Linked DNA regions of Mus musculus: region 2 is linked to region 1. The links are chromatin contacts, found by Hi-C or POLR2A ChIA-PET in ENCODE. All regions are on one chromosome and are shown on one strand. Each heading gives the region's core, a stretch centred on a gene start or an enhancer-like site at or near the end of the contact. The rest is flanking DNA. Distances are from core to core; before and after follow the strand shown.

Evidence for each region. A loop is a pair of places that touch in the nucleus more often than their neighbours do. ChIA-PET counts read pairs that join two places held with the same protein, here RNA polymerase II (POLR2A).
Region 2: a loop to region 1 is called in a map of v-Abl transformed pro-B cells, with 4 times the contacts of the local background. The contact joins the promoter of Tmem258 here to the promoter of Incenp in region 1. A Hi-C loop is called at or near these places in 2 of 37 maps with a recorded cell type or tissue (T-helper 17 cell and v-Abl transformed pro-B cells). POLR2A ChIA-PET finds 5 or more read pairs at or near these places in 1 of 5 experiments (embryonic stem cell).

What each region holds. Positions count from the first base shown.
Region 1 is chr19:9,898,136-9,904,471 of GRCm38, reverse strand. It overlaps Incenp (inner centromere protein), which reads left to right and starts at 4,983. Exons shown (of 19, transcript NM_001369356.1): 1 at 4,983-5,133. It overlaps Gm50340 (predicted gene, 50340), which reads right to left and starts at 4,794. Exons shown (of 3, transcript NR_168101.1): 1 at 4,452-4,794; 2 at 3,395-3,604; 3 at 1,811-1,955.
Region 2 is chr19:10,202,183-10,209,030 of GRCm38, reverse strand. Tmem258 (transmembrane protein 258) reads right to left here and starts at 4,829. Exons shown (of 4, transcript NM_026919.1): 1 at 4,767-4,829; 2 at 2,498-2,607; 3 at 1,731-1,867; 4 at 1,207-1,314. The coding sequence starts at 4,769. The coding sequence ends at 1,741. Fen1 (flap structure specific endonuclease 1) reads left to right here and starts at 4,638. Exons shown (of 3, transcript NM_007999.6): 1 at 4,638-4,936; 2 at 5,012-5,343. It overlaps Myrf (myelin regulatory factor), which reads left to right. Exons shown (of 26, transcript NM_001033481.1): 26 at 1-760.

The DNA of each region.
Region 1 (6,336 bases), core at 3,734-6,233:
TATATACAAATGACAAACAGACTGAGAAAGAAAAAAAAAAAACCACACTTCACAGTAGCCTCAAATAATATGAAATATTTTGGAGTAACTTTAACCAAGCAGGTAAAGACTAGTATGGTAAAACTTTATCCTTATCCACTGAAGAAGGAAACTGAAGATCTTAGAAGATGAAAAGATCTCCTATGCTCATGATTCTGTAGGATAAATATAGCAACAATAGCCACTCTACCAAAAGCAATGTACAGATTCAATGCTATTCCCGTAAAATTTTCACTACAATTCTTCACAGATTGTGAAAGGACAGTTTTCAGTTTCATATGGAATGACACAAAAATTCAGAGAAGATAAAACAATCCTGAATAATAAAAGAACTGCTAGAGATATTATCATCCTTGATTTCAAGTTGTATAACTGTAGTAATAAAAACAGCATGGTACTGGCACAAAAATAAACATGTTGATTAATGGAATTAAATTGAAGACCCAGATATAAATCTATACACCCACGGACATCTGATTTTTGATAAAGAAGCCAGAAATACTGGACAAAAAGACATCATCTTCAACAAATGGTGCTCACCAAACTGGATAGAGGCATGTAGAAGAATTTAAATAGATCCATAATTATCAACTTACACAAAACTCAAGTCCAGATGGACCAAAGGCTTCAACATAAAATCAGATAAAGGACTGGAGAGATGGCTCAGTGGTTAAAAGCACTGACTGCCCTTCCAGAGGTTCTGAGTTCTATTCCCAGCAATCACATGGTGGCTCACAACCATCTGATGAGATCTGATGCTCTCTTCTGGTGTGTCTGAAGACAGCTACAGCGTACTCATATAAATAGAATAAATAAATCTTAAAAAAAAAACCCAGATAAAGTGGGGATAAGCCTTGAACTCATTGGCACAGGAAAAGACCCTCTGAACAGAACACTGGTAGTGCAGGCATTAAGATGAACAATTAATAAATGAGACTTCATGAAACTGAGGTACCTTTGTATGGTAAAGGATATTGTCATTCAGACAATGCAGAACCTACAAAATGGGAACAGATTTTTTTATCCAGTACACATCTGGTAGAGGGTTAATATCCAAAATATATAAAGAAGTAAAAACATTAGGAATGAAGAAAACAAATAACCCGAATCTTCAAAATAGGAAACTCAATGGATGAGAAACACAGAAAGAATTGTTCAATATCCTTAGCCATCAGGGAAATGCAAATCAAAACTATGTTGAGATTCAATATTACGTCTGTCAGAATGGCTAAAAGAAATAAAACAAGTGCCAGACAGCTCGTGCTGGCTAGGGTGTGCAGTAAGGGGAACACTCATTCATTGCTGGTGGGAGTGCCAACCTATACAGCCACTCCATATTATCACTGTGGTGGTTCCTTGGAAAGAATGGAGTCCATCAACCTCAGGATCCAGCCATACCACTCTTGGGTATAAACTCAAAGGACACTTTATCTTACCAGAAAGACACTTGCTCAGCCATGTTCATTGCTACTCTCTTCATAATAGCAAGAAAATGGAAACAACCAAATGTCTCTCCAACCAAGAATACATAAAGAAAATAAAATGTGATACACTTACACAACGGAGTATGCCTTTAAAAAAATGGACTCGGCCATTAAAAAAAGAAAATGAAATCATGAAATTTGAAGATAAATGGATGAAACTAGAGAAAAAACAAAACAAAACCCTGAGTGAGGTATTTCAGACCTAGAAAGAAAATATGGTATTCATTCACTTATATGTGGATATTAGTTAGGGTTTGATTGCTATGAAGAGACACCATGGCCATTGCAACTCTTTAAAGGAACATTTAATTGGGGCTGGCTTACAGTTCAGAGGTTTAGTTCATTATTTAGTTCATGGCAGGAAACATGGTGGCATGCAGGCAGACATGGTGATGGAGTAGGAGCTGAGAGCTCTACATCTTGATTCGCAGGCTGTAGGAAGAGAACTGGTTTGAGCTTCTGAGACCTCAAATCTACCCTATAGTCATGGATCCCCTCAAACAAGACCACACCTCTTATAAGTGTCATTCCCTATGGATTATGGGGGCTTTTTTTTTTCTTTCAAAATACCACTTTAGCTGTCAAGTTAAAAATAACCAAGCTACAATCAGAAGAACTTTCTTACTCTGCTCTGGACACTTCTTGATGCCTCTGGTTAAATTCTTCCTTATATCAATAATAAAACCCTTCTCCTCATCCATACATAGGAATGGGACTAGGTGGGATAGAGATTTCTTCAGGTAAGGGAAATAGAATAGATAGCTATGGATGGATGGGGGTCTGGAACTGGAGGGTCAAGTGGAGAGGAGAGGGTAGAGGGAGATACGGGAGGGGATATAGGGATATAGGGAGAGACAGCTAAAATTAAGGACCATTTGAGAAGTAGTATGGAAACCTTATACAGTAAAAACTTCCTAAAATACGTACATATATGGAGGCAATCTAAATGAAACTGTCAAATAGCGGGGAAGACAGAACCCTAACTGGCTATTTCTTGTCACCAAATGAAGCTTCCAGTACTGGAATTGGGTTACATCTAATTGGATTGTTGGTCAAAGGGACCTCAAAGGAATTCCTAGACAACTTGGGTCGTTGCCAAGACTACAGGTTGCTCTCCATTAACCAATGGCAAGGCCCCATTGCTGATAACACTTACAAGCCTCGTTGAACATGAAGAAGTTGAGCTGATGCCTAAATAGAGCCTTCACTAGTATATTCTAGCATCTTTGGTTCAGGAACGTACTTTGTATGCTACCAAAAGAAACATAAACACAAATCCAGCCATAAACTGATGGACCAGCCTGACTTCGTTTTAAGATTAGAAGCCACTTAACTGGTGTTGAATGCCTTTAATCCCAGCACTTGGGAGGCAAAGGCAGGTAGATCTCTGAGTTCAAGGCCAGCCTGGTCTACAGAGTAACTTCTAGGACAGCCAAGGATTCACAGAGAAACTGTGTCAGAGACTGCCCTCTCCTGCCCCCAAACTAAGTTCATTCCTGATTTCTGTAAAAATTGGGCTTGACTATGTCTTGACCCATTTTTTGGAATTTGACATATTCCACACCCTATATACCCTGACCTCCACTCCATGATAAGATCCTCTGAAAATCCCCCAACCCTTGAAACCTTCCTAGTCTTGCAGCTATATAAATCCCACCTTCTCTTGTATTTGATGCTGTTCTTTCAAACCCTACTTTAGGGAGACAGTCCTGTATGATAGAAAATAAAGCTTGCTTAATTCAATTACAGAATTTGGGTAATGGTCTTTACTCTCTTTTGGTGGTGTCTTAGTTAGGGTTTTATTGCTGTGAACAGACACCATGAGCAAGGCAAGTCTTATAAAAAGCAACATTTAATTGGGGCTGGCTTACAGGTTCAGTGGTTCAGTCCATTATCATCAAGGTGAGAGCACAGCAGCATCCAGGCAGGCATGGCACAGGCAGAGCTGAGCCTTCTATGTCTTCATCCAAAGGCTGCTAGTGGAAGATTGACTTCCAGGCACCAAGGGTGAGAGTGTTAAGTCCACACCCACAGTGACACACCTACTCCAACTAGGTCACACCTCCAAATGGCGCCACTCCCTAGACCAAGAATATACAAACCATTACAGGTGGGATCAACAAAACCCTACAATGGTGTCTGCCTGCAAGGTATGTTGGGGCAATAGTGGCACAAACCTGTGGCAGTAACCAACCAATATCTGATTTGACCTAAGGCCCACTCCACAAGATCGAATCCTGCTTGGGTGAACAACAATCTGAGACAAGATAGCTCAGGGACCTAGGGTTAAACTAAATACTACTGTTCTACTAAAGGAACATAGCAATAAAATGACTCCTAGTGATTGACATTCTGCTACACTCAGATCATTGCCTTGCTCAGCCATCATCAGAGAAGCTTCCTCCTGAAGCAGATAGGAACAAATACAGAGACTCACAGCCAGACAGAGTTTGCACAGCTCTGCATCAGGTTCTTGCATATATGTTATGGCTTCCAGTGCTTTTATGGAATTCCCGAGTGTTCGAACAAGTGGGTCTCTGGTCTTTGTGCCTTCTCTTGGGGCTTTTTTTCTTTGTTTCATCCAATTCAGATATGATAGGTTTTGTATTATCTTATGTTTTACATCTTAGTTTATTATTATCCCTTAGAAGTCTGTTTTGAAAGGGAGTGGATACAGATGGAAGGGGAGGTTAGAACTGGGAGGAGCAGAGGGAGGGGAACTGTATCAGGATATAGTATGTGAGTAAAGAAATCTATTTTCAATAAAAGGAAAAACAATTTAAAAATAAATAAAACCCCTCTGTTTAATCTGTCCAGGGACATTTGTAGTTTCGCCCACCTCTTGGCTACTGAGAATGATTCTATAAAGAAGGTGGAGGTGTTTTATTTTACAGGTGGTGGTGACACACCTTCAACTCAAGACTTTACCTTTATATGTGGCCAGAAAAATTCTCCGTTGTATGTGGCGTCCAATCTGGAGGGTACTTAGCAAACACTTCCGGGTGACAATCGGAGGTCTAAGGAAACATTCTGTAACTATATGCCTGACTGCTCTTGGAGGGAAGGCTCTGTGAGATTTGCAATGTGTTTCTTTTTACTACTGCAAAGTAGCAGAGCTGTCATTCCGAACGCAGAAGCATTCCGGACTTGAAACGAACCAAGCGGCTGGCTCGAAGATAAATAGGCATCCTCCCCAACCAAGCCTGCCTTCGCAGTGCACGCAGGGACTTGTAATTCGTCGCAACCACTTCCTCGCCGGGTAGATTGCCGCAGCTTCCGGAAGTTGGGGCGTGTTAAAAGCGTCAACGTTCTTCTCCCCGCCTCCTAGTCCCACAGATTGACAGCACTAACAGCCAGCAGATAAGCGGACTCGTGCGTCCTGTTACGTGATTGGTTTGGAGTTTTGTAACCGCCCAGACAAACTTAAGGGGAATTGGTTGAGCCACAATTTTGAAAATCGTAGATTCGCCCGCGCTCTTCGCCCGGTAGGTCCTCGCCTGCGGCGAGCTCGCGGTACTGGGAGTCCAGCCGGTCCGGCGTGGCGGGAAGCTTAATCTGCGGAAGCCGCGGACTGGAAAAGGAGTGGTCCGGGAAGACGCGGCGCCGCCGGGTGAGTGAGAACGGGCGTCGGGAGTCGCAGGGTCGCGGTGTTCGGCCACTGGTCCCGGCCTCTTCGCTTCCCAGGATGGGCCAGGGGAGTCACTTTCGCCTATGGGTTGCTTATGGGTGTGGGGATCACTTCCAATGGTTCTAGGCTTGGAGATGAACTTCGAGGCCCTGCACTTGAGTCCTGGGATCCGAGAATGGTCAGTCCTCTTCCCCGCACGCCGGGCCTAACACCTGTGCAGAGCCTGGGCTGCTCTGTAAACCCGGACTTGAGTCTTTTTATGGCAACGGCTGCTCAGCTTCGTCCCAGCTGAGCAGCATTTAAAAACTGACCCAGCTCCGGAGACCGCCCTGCTACTTATTTTGTCATCCCCGCAAGCGTAGGCTCTTGTCAGCGGCGCAGTTCCCTCCAGCTTCCTGCTGCCAAGCGTTGGGATTGTGTCATTCTGAGCTTGAAACTATTGTCCTGGAGGCCTGTGGCTAGTGGTTAAAAAACATTTTAAATCCAGGCTCCGCCCTCCGATTTTCTTGGTGACTTTGACCTAGATTTGTATGTGCATGGGTATCTTGGAGTATGTGGCAAAAAGGAATTGAGAGGTTTCTTGGCATGGAGTAGGACTCTTGAGTGGAAGAGCAGTTTTAGCGATCGATCTTCCTGCTTGGAGGGGTGTGTGTGGGGAGAAATGCTTAGTTCATTTCCTGCACCCCCAGAGGAGATGGCAATTGCTAATCTGCTGAATGGCACAGAAATAGTATTTGTGGAGAGGAAGTGACCTTCCTTCTCCCATGGTAGGGTTTGTTTATTTCGTGGACTGAAGGTGAAGTTACCCAGGAGTCTGATTCTTGTTACACCTCCTCCTTTCCTCAGAGTCACCTTTTCTAACTTTTCAGCGAGGGCTTGCTAGAAAGCACATTTCCCCATGGAAGAAGAAGTGTGGTATTGGACTTGGTGAAAGAAGCGCTCACTCCGATTGTAGCATGAGCAGACATTTTGTAAAATTTCCCATTTGTTACTTTCTTATAGCTCCTCTGCAAGTCTTTGGAGTCCTTGTGCAGTTTTCTCTTCTCTTTGCTGGCCTTGAACTGATGAGGCCTTGGACTTGGCTAGGGCTGTTTTCTGGTGCAGGGGGATAGGGAGACTCAGTGGAGAGGCCATGCTGATGAGTAGCTGGCTGCACAGTTAATGCTTTTTCCTAAAGGCTCAGTG
Region 2 (6,848 bases), core at 3,580-6,079, 300 kb before region 1:
CTCCATTCCTGCATTCTGCCATAGGAATCACAACTTCCCACATCAGGCCATGCTTGCCTAAGACCTCGTTCTGTTCTCCCATAAGGCCGTCCTTCCCACAGTACCTTAAGATTGCCCAGCCTCCCTGCTCTAGTGGCTGGGGCTCCCTTACCAGAGGGGCAAGTCTGGCCCCTCAGTCCTTAACTGGAAAGTGACCCTCTTCTACCCCTGGAGTCCATCTGGACAGAGCCAGCCTGAGGCCCACGGGCAGCTGCCTGTTTGCATGCCTGGGAAGAGGTCCTCAGTGTGAGTTGGGGTCAAACTTGGGCTCCAAGCTGCTTGAGGGGGTCAACCTTGGACCAAAGTTGCCTTAAGCCCCAAGTATAAAAGAGCTTAGGGGAAGGTGTAAGGGCCACAGGCTGGAAGCTGACAGCCTAGCAGGCACTCCCTTCCTCTCTTCCTTCTGCTGTGTTCCTATAGCCACTGGGCTAATCTCCCCCTTGCTTTAGGCTGTATATAGCCCCCCCCAACCCCCCAGCACAGATCCCTGCCCATGCTGTTCCCCTTAGCAGCCTGCCTGTTCATAGAGCGTTTCCCCTCTTGCTAACTCCCCATTTTCTCCGTGAGCTCTGACTCCTATTTATCATATACTCACTCTGACTCTGAGGAAGGCAGAGAGGTGCCACTTGGCCTACTTGCTTCCTGTCCCCAAGACAGTCCTTTTCTTCTGAAGTAAATATACATATATAAATAAATGTATAAATACTGCTTTGTATCTGCACTTGCCTCTGACATCTTCTTGAGATTGTTCTGGGGGGAGCCATCTCAGAACAAGGTGACCTGGAATTCCTTGCCACCACACAAAAGGACTAGAGAGCTACTCCCTATCTTTACGCCTCTCATCCCTGGACTTGGGTTGACCACACACACATCCAAAAAACCTTCCCCATGCACCTGCCACTGCCCACCTAGAAAGAATCCATCTAAGGGAACAGGCTGGGCCTAGGGGACCATAGCCCAACAACGCAGAAGTAGGCATGGACCTTTCCTATCCACAGGTAAGCTAAACTAATGACAATATGACACTGCTATGTAGCCCTTGCCCCCACGGGGAGGACACAAAATTTCTATTATCAGGCACTGGTGAAAGGCAGCTAGAAAGTGGAAAAGGTAGGACTTCAACAGTCAAGGAAACCCCAGTTCCCTCCCCTAAGAATGGACATGAGGCAGGCCTGTCACACATCTGCCTTTATTGTAAACAGCAGGTGGGACACGTAGCAATGGTAAAAAATTAATTTACAAAAGCAGAGACTTGGTGAGCTGCCTGGTGGGTACCTGGAAGAGGAGAGCAGAATTAAGAATGAGTCCAGGGTCCTTTCACATTCCCTCCCTGTATCCCTAGGCCCCTTGAGCGAGGACTGTACGAGAGCCAACAGGAATGGCCACTGAGGATGGGTTACCAGGGCTGACTTCAGTGATCTGTTCTAAGTCCCAGTTCCTTTCCAAGTCATCTGTGTATGACTTCAAAGAATGCAGATATAAAACCATAGGTAGCCTTCACCCACATCCCCACCAAGTACACCCCAAAGCTTGAGTGAGCCCTTGAGTACACGGAGAACTCAGAATGGACACACCAGGTCACACTTGGCTCAAATCCCCATGAACCACAGTCTTGCTTGGAGAGAGAGGACCTGTTGATATGGCTCTACGAGGCTTTTTCAGACAATGTACCATCTTGTCACAGCTCTTACCCTTGGAGACTTATACGTAGATGCCAACCCAGAGCAGGAGGAAGAGGACTCCAAAGCCCATGAAGAGTGAGGCCACCAAGGAGATGAGGAGCTCTTTGTAAATATCGCGTGTGTACTTGGTAGAGGTGACCTCGTAACTAGGTAGGACTGCTAAGGAGAAGCAAAGATGGGCTACAGTGCAGGAGCTGTCTCTGACTACCTTTCATGGGGAAGAACAGGCTAAGGGATTCCTGGGAGGCTTGTCTAGCTTGATGCAGCCAGGCAGAGGGGACCAAGAAATGGCATGGACTCTGGTGCTCCACACCGTATCTCTGACATCCACGAGGAAAAGCAGCCCACAGTACTTAGGCCAATCGCCTCTAGCCTCTAGTCATGTATGGCTCCTAGTACAGCTGGGACATGAGCACTTCACCTTTCTGCCGGGTGGAGTTGTATATTCCTGTGATCCCAGCACTCTCCAGAGGCAGATGGACCCCATGAGTTTGACATCAGCCATGTCTGCACAGTGAGACCCTGTCTCAAAACAAGACCAAACCAAACCCCCAAATACCAATGAACCACCTATTGAACCTCAGTTTGAAAAGTAAACTGAGCAAATTTGAAGTTGGAAAAGAAGGCCATGGCTTGCCCTTGGGCAGCACCAGCCTCCTCCTAACTTACTTTGTCTCAATCCCACCTCAAAGGAAAAAAGTAGCAGTTTTCCAATGTGGTTTCTCTCTCGCTTCCATGGTCACTAATTCTGCCTCCTGGCTGCAAATAAAGGATACACGAAGAACCAGGCAGTGAAGAACATGCCGATGGCCAGAAGTACCACAGTCAGGTGAGGGAAGACAGCCGGGTTCACTGGGCTGGTGTACCTACTCATGGCTTCGAGCTCCTAAGGAAGAAAACAGGCCATCTCAGTTTCAATCTGGGGAGACCGTGGAGCAGATGTGTGCTGCTGGGCACTCCTTCAAGTGAGTCACTGTGGAAATTACAATCATTTTGGCTGCGTGTGTTAAATTGTATTACCTTTATTTACTCTGTGTATATGTGTGCGTTTAGGTACCAATGAGTGCATTTTGAGTGTAATTTGTCAGAGGACAAATTACAAGAATTGGTTTTCTCCTTCCACCATGTGGGTCCTGGGGACTGACCCCAAGTCACCAGGCTTGAAAGTAGGTGCATTGCATTTACCTGCCATTTTGCAGGTCACTCCTCATCTCCTTTCTTAGACGTTAGAGGACAACTTTCTGAGAGACGCCTTCTGCCATGCTTGAGGCAAGGTCTCTCTTGGGCTTTGGTCACTGTAACACGCATTCCAGGGTAAGCAGCCCTAAGGCTTCTGGACATTTCTCTTGTGTCCATTTTCCATCTTGCGGTGTGTGAGTTCTGGGGTTACCACATCTGGCTTTTGTTTGTTTGGTTTTGAGACGGGGTTTCTCTGGGTAGCTTTGACTGTCCTAGAACTCACTCTATAGACCAGGTTAGCCCCAAACTCACAGAGATCTGACGGCCTCTGCCTTCTGAATGCTGGGATTAAAGTCATGCACCACCATCGCCTGGCCACACCTGGATTTTAAAAAGTAATGTGGGTTCTAGGATCCAACTCAGGCTATCAGGCTTGCACACCAAACCCTTTGCCCATGAGCCATCTCCTAGCTCTACATCACATCTTAAAAGTAGGGACGTGGCAGGCTTTGTGGTAGAACATTTGCCTAGCATGCATGAAGTCTTAAGTGTGATCCCCAACACTGGGAAATAAAACAAACAACAATAACAACAAAGAATGGCAGCAGCCACTTTCAGTGAGATAAGAGCAGCTAAGAGTCAGAGGATAATGGCTCTTAGGGGTTTCTAGCTAATGATCACTATGTAAGTCATGGATCTGTCTGGGGGAAGACACCTAAAGAAAAACGCTTGCCCACAATTCCCACTGCTTTTGGATCTGTGTCCAGACTCTAAGCCGTTAATTTGTACAGGAAGCCGGAGCCTACACTAGTACAGACAGCTCAAATTCTAATGTAGGAGTACTGCTTTTCATTGCCTTAGGGGGGAGCCACGGGGATCTCCTGGCAGAAGACAATTGGGATAATTCTGGCCCTACTGAATCCTCAGTCTGAGTTAAGTAGTTATAACACTGTTTGTGTCACAGGGCTGATGCATGATTGGAGAAAGATGAATGTTGACACATCTAGTTTACTGCCCGGCACAGAGTAACTGCTCAATAGGTATTTGTTTCCTTCCTAAAGTTGCAGAGAAGACGATGAGATAATCCCTGTGAAAGGGCTATAAACGTAAAGTTCTGTACAAATGTTAACTTCCATTGTCACTTTCTTGCCAATGTTTCTAAAGTCCAGAACATAACAACTCCAGAGAAGTAGACTGAGCCCATTGTTCTAGGAGACACAGGAATTCAATTCAGTAAACAATTATGTCCCCCTTCCCCCCTAAAAGAGCCAAGGACAATCGCTGCCATTTATGGAACCTCCAAATGCAGGCCCAGTGTTGGGCAACAGGAATACAAAGACGAATAGACATCATCCCAGAACTAGATGCACGTCAGATGGTGGTCACTAGGAGGCGTGGCAGATTAAAAAAAAGAAGTCCAGGAAACGTGGCAAGAGGTGTGTACAGACTGAGAGCTCCCAGAAGACAAGACAAGTACCTATGAGAGTTACAAGTGTTTTACCAGGAAATGGTATTTATACAAGGGCCTTGCGGGATAAGTAAGATTTCAGCAAGGGAATCCTTCCAGATAGAGATAACTGATCATAAGAAAGAAAAATAAAAACGCGAAGGTTTTCAAAGTGCACCCTGTGACCTTCAGAATTATAGTCAACAACATCATAAGCACATTGTGATGGAAACCTCAGCCTGAGGAATACACGGTAAGGGGCTTGCTTTCCCGTCCCTAACTCAAACTAGAGTTTCAGCGGCGTCCCACCCACCGGGCACTCCATACTGAGGCCTCCGCGGAAGAACGCGGTGAGGACCGGGCACACAAGAGCCCTAGGTCCTGGCCACAGCACTGTCCGTTAACTCCCATCATCTCACCATTTTGCCCCGCACAGGATAAACCACCGATCCGCCACCGGAAGAACACGTCGGCAGGAGCAAGCGCACTGAGCAACAGGAAAAGGATGTGGTCCCTTGCGCGTGGCATTGTGGGACTTGTAGTCCCATGTTCTCAGGAGTAACGGGAACTAGGACTATGCGGACCTGCTGTGAGTAGCATGGAGTCGGACTGTGGGAAAGGGTGGTGTGAAGTTTAGGTTTTAATTCATTTTTTCCCCAGAAAGAACGCCCACTATGAAAGCTGCTATCGGACCTGGTGGGGCATACACTACATTTCCCAGGAGGCTGTTCGCGCCTGGCAGATCACGTGACGAGAGCGCGGGCTTTGGAAGGCGGCGAAGCTGGGAACGATACTGAAAGAACGGGCTCGGGACTGTCCAGAGAACGCTGTGGACTCCAAACCACTGCTAGCTGCTTAAGGCTCGTGCACTCGAGACGGGGTGAGGTCTCGCGGAAGCGTCTCTGAAAGCGGCAGAGCCGCGGGAACAGCACCGGGCAGCCCGGGCTTGGGCCATTCGCTCTGCTCCGAACATTCCTCTTCGCCGGTAGGAAGAAGGTAGTACCCTCCTTCCAGTGAGGACTCAGAGACCAGAGCGTGTTCATCCTAGGGCCCTTGTGAGGAGTATGGAGCGGGGAAGTTCTGTGCCTTTAATAAGGAAATGGGTTCATGTTCTGCTGACATCCAGAGACAGTGCTTTCTTGTATTTCTGACTGAGGCAGGTGTTGGAAAAGCCCCAAGGACATTTCTGGTGAAGGGAAGTCTGGAAGACTCCGTAGAACAGTGGGGCCCAGTTAATACGGTGATTAATCAGTAGGCCTCTGGGGAGTGGGGAGCAGGGGAACTAGGTGTGTTTTTATCCTGCCTGCAGCCATTTCATTTAAGGCTTTGCTATCTGGAAGGTCCTGTGGAGGCGGGACTGAGACTATCAGGACAGAACAGGTTTCCCTCTGTGTGACATGATGGGTGGTAATAGCCTGTATTCATTCTAGCAACGTAGTAAGTGAGGTGTGAACCATATGGTTGACTAGGGAACATGGCACGGCATCTGGTGATGTGTGTATTCCATCTGGGTTTTTGGTTGACCGGTTCTGCAAGGCAGAAATGGTTATTCATTCTTATTTAACAACTCAGAAGTGACTTGTGTTACACAATCTTGAAGATGTAGAGCACTTGCTAGCAGGAGTGAGGGCTCTAGCTCAGTCCCCATTGTTATACCCACACACAGAATACCAGATTCAAGGATGAGTTTTTTATTTGATTTCTGGTCTGAGGATTCAACATGGGACTCCATGCATGCTAGGCAAGCCACTGTACCAGGGAGAGCTACAGTCTTTAGCCTTAAGACTGAGTTTTTGCTGCTTGTATTCTTAGAGGAACCACAGTAATACGAACCAGGAAGAAGTAAGGAAGGAGGGCAGGAAGAAGACCAAAGAGAGAAGCAGGCCTCTTCACTAGGCTTCTGTGCTATACAAGTAACGTGTGCTGAGGTGTTTGTAGTCAGGAAGGAAGGGGACTATACAGGGCCACTTGGGCTTCAGAAAAGACACAGTGAAGTAAGACTGGGAACAAATTAGAACAATTGACAGGACTTTCTTTTTTTTTTTTTTTTTTTTTTTTTAAGATTTATTTATTTATTATATGTAAGTACATTGTAGCTGTCTTCAGACACTCCAGAAGAGGGAATCAGATCTCGTTACAGATGGTTGTGAGCCACCATGTGGTTGCTGGGATTTGAACTCTGGACCTTCGGAAGAGCAGTCGGGTGCTCTTACCCACTGAGCCATCTCACCAGCCCTTGACAGGACTTTCTTATGGTGTGGACACACTAACATTGGGCGAGCAAGATAACCTTAATAAATTGCATATTAGAAAATCCTTTTATTGTACATTTAACACATTAATATGACTTGACTGACACAATGCAGATATTTTTGTTTAAAATGGATTCTCTTTCCCAACTTAATTTTCTGTTTGTTTTTGAGACAGGGTCTCAACTATGTAACTCTGGCTGGCCTGGGACTTACTATGTAGACTAGGCTGGCCTGGAACTCAGAGATCCA